Regions from separate parts of the Mus musculus genome. Here region 1 is linked to region 2. A link is a contact called in ENCODE Hi-C or POLR2A ChIA-PET data. All regions are on one chromosome and are shown on one strand. Each heading gives the region's core, a stretch centred on a gene start or an enhancer-like site at or near the end of the contact. The rest is flanking DNA. Distances are from core to core; before and after follow the strand shown. Region 1 holds the start of Usp33 (ubiquitin specific peptidase 33). Region 2 holds the start of Dnajb4 (DnaJ heat shock protein family (Hsp40) member B4).

The links. A loop is a pair of places that touch in the nucleus more often than their neighbours do. ChIA-PET counts read pairs that join two places held with the same protein, here RNA polymerase II (POLR2A).
Region 1: a loop to region 2 is called in a map of T-helper 17 cell, with 2.3 times the contacts of the local background. The contact joins the promoter of Usp33 here to the promoter of Dnajb4 in region 2. A Hi-C loop is called at or near these places in 1 of 37 maps with a recorded cell type or tissue (T-helper 17 cell). POLR2A ChIA-PET finds 5 or more read pairs at or near these places in 1 of 5 experiments (Patski).

Annotation. Positions count from the first base shown.
Region 1 is chr3:152,341,968-152,348,503 of GRCm38, reverse strand. It overlaps Usp33 (ubiquitin specific peptidase 33), which reads right to left and starts at 2,026. Exons shown (of 24, transcript NM_133247.3): 1 at 1,865-2,026.
Region 2 is chr3:152,190,484-152,197,020 of GRCm38, reverse strand. Dnajb4 (DnaJ heat shock protein family (Hsp40) member B4) reads left to right here and starts at 3,176. Exons shown (of 3, transcript NM_025926.5): 1 at 3,176-3,644. The coding sequence starts at 3,434.

The DNA.
Region 1 (6,536 bases), core at 777-3,276, 150 kb before region 2:
TCATAATTTTATAATCTTTATTCCACTTGGTTGCTTGATTGACTGATTGAGACAGGGTTTGTGTGTGTAGCCATGGCTGTCAACTCTCGCTGTAGACCAGGCTGGCCTGGAATGTACAGAGGTTAAGACCGCCTCTGCCTCCCAAGTGCTAGGATTAAAGGGGTGCATATCACCACGACCTGGCTCAGCCTTAATCCACCTGAATTCTAATTTCTAGTACAGGCTGGTTTGGCAATATTGTTTCAGAAGGAAAGGCTGATCCTTACACAAGCTTGAAACTCTGACTTGGGAAAAGGCTATTTGGCATTCGTCAGAGGACAGGAACAGAATCAAGTAAGATTTTGTAAGTGAAAGGATCCTGAAAACAGCAAATCACCTACTTGCTGCAACTATGTGGAGAGATTTGCTTATTCATATACTACATGAACTAAAAAGGAAAGTAACTGAAAACTGGCAATGCAGATCAAAAAATAGCATGCAAGCCGGGCGTGGTGGCACACGCCTTTAATCCCAGCACTCGGGAGGCAGAGGCAGGCGGATTTCTGGGTTCAAGGCCAGCCTGGTCTACAAAGTGAGTGCCAGGACAGCCAGGGCTACACAGAGAAACCCTGTCTCGAAAAACCAAAAAAAAAAAAAAAAAATAGCATGCAATCATAAATATAGCCCCCATGTATATTTGTGTAGTTTTTCTCATCTTGCCAAAGTAAATGAAATAACAAAACTATCGGCATAGTATAAGTTACTGAAACAAGTTATAAAATTTTCATTCTTCCATACTTATATTAACAGTACAAACTCACTGCCAGCATTCATAAGATCAAATAGCCTGCTGCAATCATCGGATTTGCTCTGACCTTTCCATAAGATACAACTGCACCCTCAACCACAGAAGACACTCGGAGAAATGGTCTCATTCTCTCCCTCTCCCTCCCCTCCCCTGCCTCTTTGGTTTGCTTGCTTGCTTGCTTGCTTGCTTTGAAATGGGGGCTCCTGTAGCCTAGGCTAGCCTGGAAGTCCTTCTCTACCTTCCTCCACCTTCCAAATGTTATCTTCTGCCAAAGGCATCTCTAGGCTTGAGCAGTCTACCCTGACTCTCATTATCTTTGGTAACAGGTTTTTCGTAAAGAAAAAAATTGTCAGATCAAACAAAAAAATATCTGGCATGACATGGTGGCAATACATTTGGAATCCCAGCAACTTGGGAGATGGAGGCAGGAGGATCAGGACTTGGGAGGCCAGACATTGGACTGTCTCGAAAAAATTTAAAGAAGAAAAAAGAGAGAGAGAGAGAGAGAGAACATTCTAGAATTCTACATTAAGCACTAAGTCTCGAGACCTTTGGTAAAACGCGTCTTCAGTTTAGTTAGACTCTGCTCCAGCCAGGATGTCAGCCCCTGGCTCCATTTCGCAGGCCTAATACTGATTCCGACAGAATGTAAACCCTAATCTTCAGTTGTGTGCAAAGCCCCTAAGGCAATCAAATCAATCACATTGCCTAACAGGTCAACATGACGAATTTTCCGACGAGGAGCATTTTGTATTTGAAAAATGCTTGAGCGCTTGGGAAAGCACTCACACCGTGGAAATGTGACCCGAACAAAAGCTGCGACCGACAGACGCTACGACTGGACTCGACCCAAACGCTGCGTCGGCCGAAGACACGCCACTGGGACGGTGACACCTCGGTTTTCCCGTTCGTAGCAATGAATAACGGGGCGGCGCGCACAGGTCGCGCCCCCCGACCCGGATCCCTGACCACCGAGCCGCCCGGGCCGCGCGCCGGGGCGAGCCTCAGCCCGGCCGCGCCCGCCCTCCCTCCGGCCCGCCGCCGCCGCACGCCCGCCCGCCCGTCCGCCGCGCTCACCTCAGCCCGCCGCCCAGCGCACTCCTCCTCGGAGCCTGAGCGCTCGGATCCGCAGGGCCGCAAAACGGTTCCGCAGCGCGGCCCGCAGAACCCGACCGCTGCCCGACGCTTCCCTCGGCAGCCGCCGCTCCTTCCGGTGTCTCCGCGGCCGCTGCGGGCGTCTGGGGGCGGGACCTTGGGGAGACACGCCCCGGGGCGGGGCCTCGGGCCTGGCCTCGGTTCTCCGCTAGGCCTGTGCTAGACAGGCAACCTGAGCTGACGTGTACACCACTTCGGCCGCATTTCTGCTTTTATTCCTATTCTCCCACCCTCTGCAGTCACAAGACAGCTTCCCAAGGTCTCGTCGCGGTGCATTATAAACTCCGCAGTACGGAAAGCCTCAGAAAGGTCTGAAGTTTGCAATATGAAGTGGCTAGCTCAAGGCTGGGGCAGGAGGATTGCGGTAACTTCGAAGCCAGTCTGGGCTGCAGTGTGAGGCTAGTCCTAAACCTTGCTTTTCTAATAACTCCTTTAAGACCTACATTTTCTGGAAGCAAATGCATTTCTCTTTGCCATATATACAAAGAAGAAATTAATCTCTACCATTTTCCACTAGGTTAAATCAAGATCAAATGAAATAGTTACTGAAACCTTGAGATCTTCTTGGTACTTAGAGCAATAGGAAAAAAAAAAAAAACCTTCCACTTATGTGACTGTTACATTCACTTTTTAATATTTTTCCAATTATTTCTATTATATGCATTGGTGTTTTGCCTGCATGCATATCTCAGTGAAGATGTCGGATCCATTGTATCTGGAGTTACAAACAACTGTGAACTAAACTGCCTTCTGGGTGCTGGGGATTGAACCAGTGTCCTCTGGAAGAGCAGCCAGTGGTCCTAACCAGGAGTCATCTTTTTAGCCCCTCACTGTTTGATTTTATAATATGTGAATTCAAACTGCAAAGCTGAAAAAGTTTGTCAGCTGGGCATGGTGGTGTACCCCGGTAAAGCCAGCACTTGGGAGGCTGTGGCAGGATTGTGAGTTTGAGGCTAGCCTGGATTACAGAGTAAGACATGTCTATATGATTAACCCCAAAGTTGGTTGGGAGCATGTATCTAAATATTGTGCAAAATGCCAGTCTCCATCAGAAGCAGGCGACTAATCTGAGGGCTTCTAATTATTCTGCTAGTGGAATCAGAGGATGTTAACCATGATACTCCTTGCTGTCTGGGGCTTGGCGCAAGGGAATGAAGCTGTGTGGGAGGCCCCATGGTTACCACCACTCTACCCTCGGCCTACTCCAGATATTGCTCGTTTGCTTTCACTGATATCCAAATCAGTAATATTGTCATTTTTTTTTTTCGAGACAGGGTTTCACTGTATAGCCCTGGTTGATCTGGAACTCACTTTGTAGACCAGGCTGCCCTCGAACTTAGAAATCCACCTGCCTCTGCCTCCCGAGTGCTGGGATTAAAGGCGTGTGCCACCACACCCGGCTTTCAATTTTTATTGAATGGTTTTCCCCAGGAAATTCATTTTTATTTACCCAGATATAACAACATCAGGCCAAATAAGTGTTTTAATTGGGGGTCATTCAAGCATAGACCACTTAAGGGTAGCTATACCAACAATGAGTCTCTCCCATGCCTCCAGCATTGTTAACTACATTTATACCCTCAGAGATAGGAGGTGCTGCATAAGCCTGGGTGCCCGCCATTGTGTCCATGGGGAAATGCTAACGGGCACAGGATGTGAGGGTTCATGCTGCTAACTACTGCTTTCTGATTTCAAGATGGCAGCCGCCACGAGCTGCCCAGAAGACAGAGGTCCTCAGTGTGCACTTTTACTGTAAAGGTGGGGTTTATTTTTGGAGGATTGATTGATTGACTGATTGATTGATTTGTATGGGTGCTTTGTCTACATATATGTCTGTGTATAATCTTAATAACCGGTGCCCTAGGAAGCCAGAAGAAGGTCTTGGGTCCCAAGACTAGAGTTATTGATGGTTGTGAGTCACCTATGGGGTCAAAGAATCGAACACAATTCCTTTAGAAGAGCAGCCAGTGCTTTGTAACTACTGTGTTTTGTTTTTAAGTCAGGGTCTTGTTATGTAGCCCAGGCTAGCCTTGAGCTCTCCCTCCTGACTTGTGAGATTAAAGGCATGAATCACCAGGAGCAATTTAAGAGAAATTTTTTTTCCATTTTATTTTTGGCCCATGAAATAAGAGGGCATAATCTATCACGCAAGAAAGCTAAGGTGGCCGGGCAGTGGTGGCGCACACCTTTAATCCCAGCACTTGGGAGGCAGAGGCGGGTAGATTTCTGAGTTCAAGGCCAGCCTGGTCTACAGAGTGAGTTCCAGGACAGCCAGGGCTACACAGAGAAACCCTGTCTTAAAAAACCAAAAAAAAAAAAAAAAAGTTTCTGAGGCAGGGGGATGACTGTGAGGGAGTTTCTGAGGCAGGGGAATGACTGTGATTGAGTTTCAGAGGCAGGGGGATGACCACGAATGAATGTGTAAGGCAGGGGGATGACGCTAAGTGACTGTGTGAGGCAGCATGATGACGCTGAGTGAGTGTGTGAGGCAGGGGGTTGACTGTGAGTAAGTTTCTGAGGCAGGGCCGGGCAGTGGTGGCGCACACCTTTAATCCCAGCACTTGAGAGGCAGAGGCGGGTAGATTTCTGAGTTCAAGGCCAGCCTGGTCTACAGAGTGAGTTCCAGGACAGCCAGGGCTACACAGAGAAACCCTGTCTTGAAAAAAAAGAAAGAAAGAAAGAAAGAAAGAAAGAGAGAGAGAGAGAGAGAGAGAGAGAGAAAGAAAGAAAGAAAGAAAGAAAGAAAGAAAGAAAGAAAGAAAGAAAGAAAGAGAGAGAAAGGTAAGGTGGTCGGATTGTGGTAAGGCTGATTACACAATAGTGACAGGAAACAAGAAAAAGTACTAACTCTATTTATTAATATTGCATATGTACACAGTGTGTGTGTGTGTGTGTGTGTGTGTGTGTGTGTGTGTGTGTAAGCACATTACTCTTGTAGAAAGTTCAAGTTTAATTCCCACGTTGAGCAGCCTATAAACCCCTTTATCACTAGACTAGGCGAGCTGACCACCTTTGATACCCAGACCTCCAAAGATACTATCACTTACATGCACGCACACACACACGTGTATACACGCACACACAATTTTAATAATAATAATAATAATAATTTTAAAATAAGCTAGGAAGGGCCAGAGAAATGCCTCAACCATTAAGAGCACTTGATGCTCTTGAAGAGCAGCTGAGAGTGTTTCCCAGAATCCGTAGAGGACCTGAGTTAGTTTCCCAGCAGCCACTTGGCGGCTCACAAACACTTGTAATTCCAAGTCTAAGAGATTTGATGCCCTTTTCTGGCCTCCTTAGGTTCCTGCACGCATGCGGTACACAGAAATTCAAGCAGGCACACACGCATGCACATGCACACACACACACGTGTACACACACACACACACATTGTGGCCGTTTGAGTAAGATATATCCCATAAGCCTTTGGCATTTGAATACTCGATGCCGTGGGTGGCTGTCTGCGGAGACTGAGAAGGTGTGAGCTTCCTGGAATAGGTTTAGAGGTTCCAAAAGCCACAAGCCCTTAGCACTGCACCACTTGCTGCTTGCTCTTCAGCATGTGAGCTTGAGCTACCGTTCCAGTCGCCTCCACCTGTGCTCTGCCATCTTTGAACATCTGCAACCATAACACCCAAGTAAAGTCTTTCTTTTATAAGTCCTTGATTACAGTCTTTCATCATGACAATAGAAAAAAATAACCAATACACACAAAAGCTTAAAAAATGAAATAAACACTTACAATTGAGCAAGGGATGTAACCCAGTTGCAGAGAACTTGCCTGGCGTGAAGTCCTAGAGTCTACCCCTAACACTAGGGGCAGGGTGGGACAGGAATCATGATTTCTTTTCTGGGCACTGTAGGCTGTAATTTAAGAATGATGCCTTATCTGTCTCCGTTCTCACTCCCAAATAATCAACACAATGACCTATTTATTACGTATATTAGCAAGCTGTAAGCCCAGGCAGGGGAGGTTCTGAGCTATTCTGCCCAAGGGATCGTCTTCCCAGCCACAGGCCCTTGACCTTCAGTTTGAGGTCCCCGCCCCCTTATCTGCTCCGTATGTGTCCTCACGGCTGCTCTCTCACTGGGACCCTTGGGCTGGGATTGAATGTCCACCCTTCCTATCTCCTCTGCCCAGCCAGATGCTGGCCAGCTCTTTAGTAACCGGTCAGAGATAATTGGAGAGCATCTTTCTACACAGCACCGATGCAGGAGGTGGTTGAGTAATGATAATGCCAGCATCCGGACTGTAACCAGATCTCTGGGCACAGAAATCAGCATCTGAATGCACAGTGCACAAGACCAAACCCCAACAGGGCATGGTATCAACCCCCAGTAATCCCAGCACGCTAGAGTTGGAGACAGGAGGATCAGAAGTTCAAAGTCACCCATGGCTAAGTAGAGAGTTCAAGAACTGTGTGGTATACATAAGACCTTGGCTCAGAATAAGCAGAAGTCACGCTCACAAAGAGAGAATGTGTGAAAGCACGGCGTGGTGGCACACGCTCTTAGACCCCGAACTCAGAAGGCAGAGGCAGGTGGATCTCTGTGAGTTGAAGGCCAGCCTGATCTACAAAGAGAGTTCCAG
Region 2 (6,537 bases), core at 1,927-4,426:
TCTGTTCTGTCCTTTCTTTTCCTCCCTCCCTCCCTCCCTCCCTCCCTCCCTCCCTCCCTCCTTCCCTCCCTCTCTCTCTTTCTCTCTCCCTCTGTCTCTTTCTTTCTCTCTCCCTCCCTCCCTCCCTCTCCCTCTCTCTCTCTTTCTCTCTCCCTCTGTCTGTCTGTTTCTTTCTTTCTTTGCCATGTAGCCCATGATGATGACTTGCGGCTCACTCTATAGTCCAGGCTGTACTAAAGCTCAACAGCAGTCTTTCTGCCTCAGCCTGCCAAGATTTGCAGTTAGTGCACTGCCATATCTGCTGCCTTGACAGATGTAGTGACCATTGGGCACACTTAGCTTTGAGGTTAGATATGCAACTGTCAGAAGCACTAAGAACATAGAATAAAAGAGGCTAAAAATTCCTAATCTTTGGGTAGGAAGTGTAGGGAACTAGAGGTCATGATTTTCTAATATAAGTTCATTATATGAGAAACTCTAAGTACATTGGTAAAATATTGATCTGTTCTCAAGTATTTGAGATTATCTGAAGTTGAATTCCCAGCAATCCCATGGTGGCTCATAACCATCTGTAATGGGATCCAATGCCCTCTTCTGGTGTGTCTGAAGACAGCTACATTGTGCTCATATACTGTCTTAGTCAGGGTTTCTATTCCTGTACAAACATCATGACCAAGAAGCAAGTTGGGGAGGAAGGGGTTTATTCGGCTTACACTTCCATACTGCTGTTCATCACCAAGGAAGTCAGGACTGGAACTCAAGCAGGTCAGAAAGCAGGAGCTGATGCAGAGGCCATGGAGGGATGTTCTTTACTGGCTTGCTTCCCCTGGCTTGCTCAGCCTGCTCTCTTATAAAACCCAAGACTACCAGCCCAGAGATGGTCCCATCCACAAGGGGCCTTTCCCCCTTGATCACTAATTGAGAAAATGCCTTACAGTTGGATCTCATAGAGGCATTTCCTCAACTGAAGCTCCTTTCTCTGTGATAACTCCAGCTGTGTCAAGTTGACACAAAACTAGCCAGTACATATACATAAAAGAAAAACTCCAGGATTGAACATGACCTGTTTAAAAATTAAATATTGGTAGAAAAATTTTTAACAAGCACATCAGTAAAATATTAGTATGTTCTCAAATATTTTTGAGATTATCTTAATAATTAATGGAGACGGCATCTCTCTCTGTAGCCTAGGCTGGCCTAAAACTAGCCATTCTCCTGCGTTAGCCTTTTTAGTGACCTAATTTTAAAATTGATTTTTTTTTCTAAGTAGTTCTAGAAGTCAGCGCATGTCTTTGTGCTCCTCACAGTATATCAAGGGCAGGGTTTTATTACATAGCTCAAGCTGGCCCTGAGCTCACTGTGTGCCTTACACTGGCCTTCATCTACCTCAGTCCTTGAGTGCTGGGATTCCAGTGTGAACCATCACAACAGCTAAGAGTTTTTTGTTAAGTAGAAATGAAAATCAAGTTAGAGAAAGATGGTGTCAGTTGGACGATGTGTTCTACTTGTAGGTATGGGGTGTAAGTGCTGTCTTCTGTACAGACCACTCTTGTACGGTTATTAAAGCATAGCATCCCGAGTAAGAACATTGAGTAAAGTGCTAGGAGCAAAATCAGTGACTTTCAGAGTTTTAATTACCTCTGGCCCATCCACCTGTCATTAAAATAGAGTAGCATTTGACTTCAACATACTATTATGCACAAAAACTTTGTTGCTGTTAACATTGATAAAATAATCACATTTAAGCTTTTTGATATACATAAAAATAAATTTATGCTTTTCTGAGTCCTGAATTATTGCATGATACAGCAGGCTAGATACTTGTAATAAAACAAGGAGAATTCGAGCTTCATGTTAATAGAAGAATTCAATTTTTAAATGCAGTTAATTTACTAATTGTAGTTTCTCTTCTCTTCATAGTCTCTCTCAAGTCTACCCCCTACACCTGTATTAGCAGGTAGATATTTATAGGTGAGTGTGATGGCATATGCACTTTCAGAGTCGCACTCTCATGATGACTGCTGATGTTAACTTCCCCATGGTCTTTGGGACATGGAATGTGAAAAAGAAATGTTTGATCCTGATCCTTTCTCTGTGATAACTCCAGCTTGTGTCAAGTTGACACACAAAGCCAGCTGGTACAGATTGAAAACCCACAAAAGAGATAAAAGATGAGTTATTTACATTCAAAATATTTCTCATCTATTCAAGATACATTTTTAAAGAAGGAAAGCATCAGATAACATATAAATGTAAAATGATTAAAACTGTTGATTTAAAAAATTACAACAAATCGCAACAAATGTTTTTTAAAGGTATGAAATATACTAATATTACAAGGGAATACTAAAAAGATAGGGAGAAAACCCCCCCCCACTTGTTTCAAAAAAATCTTTGTCAACAAGTAAATACTTAAAATTAGGGGAAATGTGTTTTGAAGGAACTTGTTACCTAACTGCCTCTCCTAACTAATCCATCCAGGCCGTAAACTGGTCCCGGGTGACAGTTACACTGACCTGAGCGTGCTGGAATCTGATCCTCTCTCCCCTACATTCCCTGCAGTATAAAGACCCCCTCAGAATGGGCTTTTCCGTTTCATTGTGATAAGGAATGGTTTATTAAGTATTATCCCCCCTCCAAAAAAAAGAACCCCTAGTTAAAACCATTCTTAAGTCACCTATTTATGTTAAAATACTGCTTTTCAATGTTATAACAGTCCTTTTACCATGTGACATTTTATATAGTGGCTCCCTCACTTTTCAGATCGATAGACCCCAGAAATTTTGAAAATGACCCAAATTATTTGAAGATTTTAAATGTAAACACCTCATATTTTAGTTCTGCACATTTTATAGCTAGGTAACTTGAAATTGAAGTTAGAATACCTACTGTAAGTTGAGGGCTTTTCTGACTGTATAATCAGTTTAACATGGGATGCCTAATGGCTATAATTATTTCTGTTGCCTTTTTACCTCTAATGGAGTAAATGTATATGTAGTTGCGGCATTCTGTGCTGGTTTGCTAAATCCACAGGAAATAAAAGGGTACAGCTAGGACGAAGGAAAGGGAATAGTTAATCGTGGAGGAGGAGAGGCACAGCTCAGTACTTTGCCTAGAGGCCGCTGGGAAAGTGACGTCCTGTAGCGTTCGTTCGTTCGCTGTTCTAGAAAGTACAGAGACACGTAGTTGAAGTGGGAGGGTCTAGCTGAGGCCGTCTCCGTGCGGTGTCTATTTATCTGTAAGTGAGCTGCCGGGGAGGAATTAAATAGAGACGCTGCCTGCTGCCTCTGGACAGCTGAGCCGAGTTGCTGATTTGCTTTAACTTGTAAGATACCCAGCTTGCTTTATTTTCTCAGGATCATTGTGTTGCTAAGCCTGGGGACGCTGTTTTCTTTTACAAAGGGAAATCTAAGTTCATTTCAAGGCATTCGAAATGGGGAAAGACTATTATCACATTTTGGGAATTGACAAAGGAGCTACAGATGAAGATGTTAAAAAGGCTTACCGAAAGCAAGCCCTCAAATTTCACCCGGACAAGAACAAATCTCCTCAAGCAGAGGAAAAATTTAAAGAGGTCGCAGAAGCGTATGAAGTACTGAGTGATCCTAAAAAGAGAGAAATATATGATCAGTTTGGCGAAGAAGGTAAGCTGCATATTTCTGTACCTTTGGCAGTGTCTGAATCGTAGCTTTTTTTTTTCTCTCTCTCTCAGCCTTCTGGTTATCGTTACATGAGAACATCAGACATACTAAAATAAAAAGAAAAATAACAGGTTAAAACTAAGGTTTAATCCTTGATTATTTGAATGAGCTATGAATGAAATGTCATGTTTGTCTTTGTGGGTTTTTTTCTTAGAATATTGTATTATTCATATTCTCCTGTTAGACTTATTGTTTTAGCATTTTATATTTTAAAAGAAACCTTAAATTCTCATGCCTGTGAATGAATTGTTTAAAAGTCTTATGCAACCTGTTTTGTTTTTAATGATTTTATTGCCAGAATTAATAGAATCTTCAGTCACTTAAAATTTTAAGATCGGCAATTCAAATTCTGGGCCATTTATGTTTTATTTAGAAAAACAAGAAGTTTTTTGTCCTTTTAGAGCGACGCTAGTTGAAACTGAACAAGACGGAGTGGTGTGTCGTAGAAGCAGAAGGCACAGGCATTTAGCTTCTAGTTGTTTTTGGCAATCTGCCTAGAGAGGAAAGAATTTCCCTGATGTCATAAAATACCAGAACAAGTTTTTAGCTTAATTATAAACAGTTAATATTGTGCCAGGAGAACAAGATCTCTCTCTCTCTCTCTCTCTCTTTCTCCCTCCCTCTCTTCCTCCCCCCCCCCCCCCGCCCTCCCGCCCTCCCTCTCCTTCTCTAACCCAAAATGGCCACCTAGTTGGAACAATGACTGAGTTTGTTTTAGTTAACTATTTCTTTTGGAAATTTTACTATGTGGCTGAAGAGGAAGCATGACAGCTGCCCTTTCCCTCAGCCATACTTTTTTTCTTGCCTTCTGAGATCAGGACTCAGTGAGCTCAGTAGCCTTTGAGAATCTCCTTTTACCATTCCGAATTTTGTCCAGCATCTCCATAAATGTCCATAAATGTCGTAAATGTGGCCATAAAGTAGGAGTTTGAAATTGTCAGTCAGCAGCAGCGGCAACCATGCATTAGTTCACGTGAGTTCTGGGGTTTTCAAGTGTTAAAACAGACTAAAGTTCTTTTGCATTATTCTTCCCCTAATGTCTTTTAAGTCACGGTGGCTATGGAAACATACTGTTTTCCCCTTGTTTATAGCATTTAAACACCAGATTTCCCTAATTAGAAGTCCTTCAAACAGGGCCATGCATTAAGCAAACTAAACCGACAACTCAGAGCAGTGGTGGGCCCTTTTCCTCCTGCTTTAATTTTGGGTCAGTCCCAAGCATGCTGCTGCCTGTGGTTGTAATTCGTGCAAATCCACAGTGTCAAGTTCTTACAAAGTGAGTGAGTAATTACAAGAAGCAAGATGTGGATAGTTGAGGCTGTCTGTTCCCCATGGTCACACAGTTGAGAATGCCGTGGTGTGACCTCTCAGGAGCGAGCAGGCTCTTGAGACAGTGCCAGTACTCTGGCCACTCTTGAGTAGGTGGAGTGGTGTGTGAGTTCCCACAAAGCCACTTGTGTAAACGCAGGTTATTTGGCTCCATCTTATGGAGTGCTCAAGTGCACCTCTGTGTTAAGCCGTAGGATTCAGGCTCATTAATCGTGTTTGACTTCAGAGTTTTCAAGTATACCAGCTGGTACTCTTAATTCTTTACGTTTTCTCTTGGCAGTGCTTTTTAGAGTAACTCACTCCCCAAATTATCTTTCTTTTCTTTTTCTTTTTCTTTTTCTTTTTCTTTTTCTTTTTCTTTTTCTTTTTCTTTTTCTTTTTCTTTTTCTTTTTCTTTTTCTTCCTCTTATTTTTTTTTACTGATCATTACCAGTGACTAAATCACAATTTCTGTATACCCTGAGTCTTTTTTTGTTCTTGGTGTTCTTAGCCCAGATCAGTGCTCTAAGCAAGGAACGAAGCATGAAGCAGGACTGGTTGCTTAAAGTGTTGAAATTTATTATTCAGAAATACTCTGTAGTTATTAGCTACCTGAAAATATAGGAGAGTGAAGACTGTTGAGCTCTTCTGTTTCTTACTATTTGGTAACCTAGCACACAGTGACTGCAAAGCTCTGTCGGCTTAGGAGGAGTTGTAGCTCAGGGCCACAGCACTAGCTAAGCATGCAGAGCCCCGCTCTCAATCCGCAGCACCCCACCCTCATGGCCTGGAGGTTCTGTGTGAGGAAGCTTTTCTCCTTTCTCTCCTTCGCATTGTCCGTGCTTGTGTTCCTGAGTCTGTAGGCCTCTCCAATAGTAACAGAAATCTAGACTGTCCACATTTACAATTAAGAGAACCGTTAATACTGTTTATTCAAGTTGTGAAATTCTTTTAACATCTGAAATTTAAAATGGTTTCGTTTTAAAAAAGTGAATAAAATAACTATGGTTTAAAGTTATTATATTATCTAGTAGTTTTATTCCTGGGAATCAAAAAGAAAAATAAACAAGACAAAACATTTGCTCATACAAAGACATGTTCCTGATTGTTCATAGTAGGACCATTAAGGTCCCTGCATCCAAACAATCCAGAAGTCACATGGTTTAGCAAATGGATCAACAAGGAGTATATACTCCAGTGGGTACTTTTTAGCAATTAAAAAGGGACCCGTTTAATGAAGTATGTCTCAACTGGATGAACCTGGAAAAACATGCTGGATGAAAGACTCTAGATAGAAGTGATACTGTATATTATGTAATTCAATTTGTGAAATATCTGATAGCTGAGCTAGCTTGCCTAGGACTGGAGGTAGGAATATAGGAATAAGCAGGAAATACAAGTAGAGACCTCTTGAGAGTGGTGGGAATATTCCACAAATGGATTGTAGTAAATTTATTACAGCTGAACAGTATACAAATTAATTTTGTCATGTAGTCTACATACTAAATAAGTCAGTTTACTTCATAGT